Regions from separate parts of the Mus musculus genome. Here region 2 is linked to region 1. The links are chromatin contacts, found by Hi-C or POLR2A ChIA-PET in ENCODE. All regions are on one chromosome and are shown on one strand. The core of a region is the stretch at or near the end of the contact, and the rest is flanking DNA. Distances in the headings are between cores, read along the strand shown.

Region 1 (3,135 bases), core at 362-2,861:
CCTTCCAGCATCAACAGTTGATGGCTTCAGAGACAATTAGCTTGATGTGCTACGAGTGGAAGGATATGGCGCCATCTAGTGTCCTGTATAGGGATCAAGCATGCATCTGTTCCAACCCCTGAGGTGCAGGAAATGATGAAATACGGAGGAAGACCAAGACACTAAGAAACTGACCAGTGACCCCTGTGGGTCACTGAGTTGTTCTCTGGGTTCTTTAAGGAATTTCTAAGACCTTCTTGGGCAACTTGGAGAGACCCTGTCTCAGAATAAAAAGTGACAGAGGGATCGGAGATATACCGGGGTGGTACAGTACTTTCCTAACATGTGTGTGGCCCTGGGTCCAAATCACAGTTTTAAAACAAAACAAAACAAAACAAAACAAAACAAAACAAAACAAAACACAGAAAGGGCAGGGCTGGAAAGGAACCAACTGGAAAGATACAGTGTGAAGTTACACGAAATGGAGTGGTACAAGCTGAACTATAGATAAGGCTTGCACATGCGGGCGACAAAATGATCGAGAAACAAGGAAGTGGCCTGCAGTCTGCGTCAGGAGAGACCCCTGCCAGAGGAAAGTGGCAGCTTGAAGACGACCCTGGCAGGAGAGGGGTCTCTAGCTCTTTACTAGTGATGTTGCTCGGCGCACTTGCTGTGTGATTACTCGCAGCATCCTACATTGGGGGATTTCTAGGTTGTCTCTTACAGTGAACCAGACTCTGCGACCTCATTTGCTTCCCGCCACTCTTATCCACTTCTAGAGTCCAGCCAAGAACTTAGCATGGTGACTGTTGGGTCTGGTGACCTGCGAGCTGAAAAGGTCACCAATAAACCTGAGGAGAGCAGACACCTACCAGGTCCTTACTAAGTGTCCAACACTTAACATGGAGCCTCGCTCCTGAGGCGTTCCCTCTGGGAAGACTGTGAGAGACACACTTCATCTTTGACCAGGAGCTGTTAGGGCTGTGAAGGAGATTGCCTGGGGTGTTTTGTAACATGTGTGAATACCTAAAACAGCAGTATGGCTTGGCATTTACAGCAAGTGCTTACCCTATAGAGATTCAAAAGAGCCAGCTGTCTTTATGGAAAGGTCTCCCTCTTCCCCTCCTTTTCACCCTCCCCTCCCTTTCCCCTCCCCCTCCCCTCCCCCCCCCCCCCATTTGTTGAGACAGTATTTCTCTCTATAGTCCTAGCTGTCTTGGAATCCACTCTGTAGACCAGTCTGGCCTCAAACTCAGAGATCAGCCTGTCTCTGCCTCCTGAGTGCTACAAATAAAGCATGCCAGATAAGGGCTTTACATCCAACACACACACACACACACACACACACACACACACACACACACACACACACACACACGGGGTTGGGGGGTGGACTATAATATAAAGCTATAACTTCTTAGGAAACACTATTAAGTAATAGACTCCCTGACCCAAAGTTCCAAATCAAGTCATTTTTCTTAACATAAAAGTTTGTTCTCTGCGTTCAGAGAACATCAAACTTCCTTCTGTGTTCTCTGCCAAGAATATTTAAATATAAGGCCCTTTAGGAAATCTGACATGTACTGAATCTGAGATTAGTGCATTGTCCACAAGAGGGCACTAGTTCTCCAGGATGCTCAAAAAAATCATCTGGCCACAGTGTAGCAGCCAAGAACAAAAGCAGCTAACTCAGCGGTCCAAACTGAGCAGAGAGAAGTATAGTCACAAAACTCAAAAGAAACTTAACATTCAAGCGCTGCCTCCCCTATCTTCATGATCCGGCTGCAGCCTGCCACAGACGTGCTCAGTCAACCCCAGCGTGTGCATGCCTGCATGCAAGTGAGCTGAATATAAAATGAAGTCAGATACTTGAAAGCATATGGTTACTTGTTTCAAAGATACTGTATGCCTGGCATGGGGATTCCACCCTGATGTCTGAAGACTCAGCACTCCAATCTGCATGAATTTCTTCCCAGAATGGCAGGCAGAGGGCCAGCTTGAGCCTGACACAAATCCTGTTTGATGGAGATTCCACCCTAGCTTGTCCCGGCACGGGGCCCGGCTTCCTTTTTTAAAGTTTATTTTTGTTTACCAATGAAGACACACCTCATCCACTCAAGTAGCCCCACCCAAGTTTAATCAGATGGCTTTCACGGTCCATCTTTTAAGAAACAGCAAACACCCAGTAATGCAAAGACAGCAAGATCTCCCAAGAGGAGCACTCTCATGCCAGGAAACTCAAGCCTCTTGTTTACTTACTGGGTTTGAAGATTCTGCTATCAACAGTGTCTTAGTTCTGTGTTTCTTTCTTGCAGCAAGCAGTAGTACTCCAGTCTCCCCAGAGGCAGCTTAGGTGGGGCTAAGTGCCACCCCCCCCCCCAGCCCCCACACACTCCTTGTACCAAAGCAGAAGACAGCAGCTTTGGTCAGCAGAGATAATGCATTATAGCACATGATAAAGACCCAGAAACAGACAAATAATCAGGTCACCCAGTTTGCCAAAGCTTTGCTGCTGGGCTGCTGGGTTTCTTAGGGCTGCTCTCACTGTATTACACATTTAATTCGGCATGCCTGTCCAGAGGATATTTTTAGATGCAATTACCTAAAGAGCTTTCGAGTTCTGGAGTATTATCTGCATGGGTATCTCTTGGCCTAAGGAACCTAAAGTATTAAATGAAGTGAGTCTCCTTTAAAGACACCAGGGCATTGGGAAAAGGCTACCTGCATATGGGTACGTGCTTTGGGCATCCTTTCTGATGAAGAGGTATCTCAGGCAAGCGTGGTTCTGCCTCCCCTCTCCCAGCAGAGTCACCCCTTCCCAGGATTAGGAGGGAGACCCATGGAAGGGTGCCTACTGTACATCACTGTACACACGGGCTACCTGGCCGAGCAGGGCTGTCTTGGTTCCCTGTCTTTTAGACCATGAGTCTAGGCTGAGACACACAGACCCCAATACATCCCCCACACAGCAGAGTCATGCTGTTCCCCTGAGCACAGCTTTCAAGCACTTCAGTTACTTCTTGTTACAATATAGCTCCTGAATTTTCATCCTGGGCCCTTTATAGACCGGCAGGTTGTGGGATCTGAGGTGCTGAGATTGCGTAGGAAACTGTGATAGAAGGCCCATCTTGCTTCCTGAGATCTTTAACTTCCTTT
Region 2 (3,062 bases), core at 164-2,663, 470 kb before region 1:
TTGTAGATGTTAATTCTTTCCTGACGCTACTAACTTGATCATTTAAGTGAAGTACCTTCTATTCAATATAATTAATATGTGGAGGCTTCCAATCGTTGCATTATGAACGTTCTGAATTGTTTCCCTATGTTAAGTGTTCTCCCTTAAGCTTCACTTCTTTAAATGGGAGGGTGATTTTTCATTGGGCACTTATCCCGTTAAATGTTAACTTATAAATTTAGAACAAACAAACAAACAAAAACTTGGTAGCTTAGAAACTTCCAAAACATACTGTCAATGCCTGGCAGTTTTTGTATTCACTAATTAAAGGTTTAAGGTGCAAGTGTTCTTTGCTTAGAACAGAAAAACAAAACAAAACAAAACAAAAACAAAACAAACAAAAAAACAAAAAAACAACAAAAAACTTCGAGTGTAGTGAAATAAGATATTTTCCAGTACTCATAATATTTCCCTTTTGGGGAGGAAAAGGGTCTCTCCGTCTGAGTCCAGCCACCTTACCTACCATTTGCTCTTTGCTGAAGAACTTTCTGTCAGATCAAAAGCCTCCAGGCAATCTGAGCGTTTTACACCCGAAATAATATTTCTCCTTTTTGAAACTAGAAAAGCCTTTTCCTGACATCTAAGATGTAAACACAAGGTTCTCGTTTATAGGACTGAAGAAGTCATAAGATACTTATTAAAAGACTCCACTCACGCTTTGTCTGAGGTTTCGGTAAGTTGTTTTCTGACCGGTGATGCAATTCGGATGCTCCAGAGATGAACGAAAAGCAGAGAAGTGAAGCCCCTACACTCAGAAACAAGATCCTGGTCAGAAGGAAACAGTCCGCACCTCCTTGAACGACATCTTTTCCACTTCTAGGTCGCAGAGACTGCCGTCCAACCTTCACCATCAGAAACTATGATTGCGGACACATCTCCTGCCAGTGACCGCCTGCCCGGAGCCTGGGGACAAGAGAGGGGTGGACTGGATGTAAGTTGGGACAGCGTCACCGTTCACCCTAGCTTCCCAGGGTTCAGAGACACTACAGACACTCCCTTCTGTGACCCCAGGGCCAGAAAGGCTGTAAAGACGCAGATCACACAGCCGCGGGCTCTGGGACAGTGGCTGCAGCTCTCCGGTGGCCCCCTCTTCCCTGGGTGTCCCTCTTCCTGCAGGGATCACAGCAGGAAACAAACATCTGGCCCCAAAGCTGATCCGCCCGGCTGGGGGCGCAGGTGCTTCACTTTGGAAACCAGGTCCCCGCACAGCACAGCGGCCGCCCCGGTCGATTCGACCCTGTCCGGGGAGGGGTGCAGCAACCCGGCAGCAGGACCGATCCACCTACCTAGGAGTCCTCCAGCCGCCGCTCCCCGTGCCCACTAGCCATCTGGGCACCAGCCTAGGAAGACTGAAGACCTGGAAGTGAGGGAAGGGGATGTCCCCAGGTCAGGGCCCCGAACTTCCCGGTCGCCAGCACCGCCCCCGGTGCGGCAAGCGCCGCCCACAGGGGTCTGCAAGGGGAACGGAGCCTGGCATCAGAGCTGGCAGGAGCCACAGGGCAGGCAAAACAGAACTGAAAGTCCAGAGGCTCCGTGTGGGAATTCCCCAGGTGTCCTAAAGAGAAAGCTGCCTCCCAGCTCGCCTTTTGGCTGAGTTGAGCTGCTGCAAGGATTCTGGAAGGAAGAGGATATTCTGAAGAGACGCACTCTCTTTGGTTATTGGAATGCTCCAGCTAGGAAACGTTAAAAAATTACAGCCCTGTGCCAGTCACAGGGAGTTTTTATCAGTTCACCATGAGGAAAACACTGGAGGCCTGGACAATGATGGCTGAATGACTCGGGGGGATAGCACACCTTGACCAAAACTGCCTACTTATGGATTCTTTCTGTATTATCTAAATCTAAACCTGTGGTGACAGGATGCTGAACTTAGGATGGGGGCGTCGTACACCCTCATTATTTAGTTGTCTTCCTGATGTGGCTACACTGAATAGCTACTTTTCTGCTGTCTACTGATAATCATTTAAATACCCTATCGAGGCCCAAAAGGATAGGCTAGACAGCCAGGGCTGCCAAGACCCAGGTCCTAACTCTAACTACTCTAATCTCAGAATCTCACTTCTCCCTCAAACACATCTTTTGAACTCTTTTGCTATCTCTCCATCCTCAGAGGTTGCAACTTGGGCTCAGGAATATTTTCTCTTTCTCCTCCTTTTCAACACTTTGTCCCCCTGCCCTTATGTCTCTGGGATCCATTTCTGCTCAGCATCTGATAACAGAGTCTACCAGCCTCCATGCAGACCTGAATGGCAGCATTGTGCTTGGGATATGAATGGATAAGGATGGCACAGATATGTTTCTCTTTCCTTGGCCCCCAGAACAGCCCCCCTTCTAAGCATGGGGAAGATTCGGGGCCCCCACTTCTATCTATGGCTTTGAAGCTAAGTACTTCCCTTTCTCTATCCCATAGCTGCATCGCAGAGTGATTCTGAAAACAGCGTAGATTGGTTTGCTTCATGGTGGAGATGTGGCTCCATATTCCAGTTGTAAGGGGAAACCCCCTACTTTAAAACAAGTTAATCACCTGCCTCGGGTGCCTGTGATCCCATTTGACCTCGGCAAGGCGAGATTGGATGCAGAGCAAGCAACCTTACCCCCATTTTCACAAGAAAATGTCCTGTGAATCAGAAATAGCAGCTGAGATTTGAAGTCAGAATTTTTCCCTTAAACCCAGGGGGTCTCTTCCCCTCAGCTCCACATCCCTTGTCCTTATAGGTTGTCAACCTTCCTAACCCTGCAACCCTTCAGTACGGTTCCTCATGTTGTGATGACTCCCAACCATAAAATTATTTTTGTTGGTACTTTATAATTGTAATTTTCCTACTGTTAAGAATAGTAATGAAAATATATATGCAACCACCATGGGGTCTCAACCCACGGGTTGAGAACCACTGCCCTATAGAGAAGTTCTCTCTCTCTCTCTCTCTCTCTCTCTCTCTCTCTCTCTCTCTCTCTCTCTGAAAGCTACATTCCTTAAACCTGCTGAAACCAACCGAAAACAAGAGAGAAGCAAATTTCCTCCC

Evidence for each region. Hi-C counts contacts between places; a loop is a spot of excess contacts on that map. ChIA-PET counts read pairs that join two places held with the same protein, here RNA polymerase II (POLR2A).
Region 2: a map of Patski shows a loop between it and region 1 (2.3-fold over the local background). The contact joins the promoter of Tlr2 here to the enhancer-like site in region 1. A Hi-C loop is called at or near these places in 1 of 37 maps with a recorded cell type or tissue (Patski). POLR2A ChIA-PET finds 5 or more read pairs at or near these places in 1 of 5 experiments (Patski).

Annotation. Positions count from the first base shown.
Region 1 is chr3:84,313,125-84,316,259 of GRCm38, forward strand. No RefSeq gene overlaps it. Among named protein-coding and RNA genes, the nearest start is that of Trim2, 55 kb to the left of the region's middle. Within about 2 kb of position 1,612, at least 1 of the 3 ENCODE cell types and tissues checked has a DNase peak (open chromatin) inside an H3K27ac peak, as active enhancers do.
Region 2 is chr3:83,840,195-83,843,256 of GRCm38, forward strand. Tlr2 (toll-like receptor 2) reads right to left here and starts at 1,414. Exons shown (of 3, transcript NM_011905.3): 1 at 1,326-1,414; 2 at 695-942.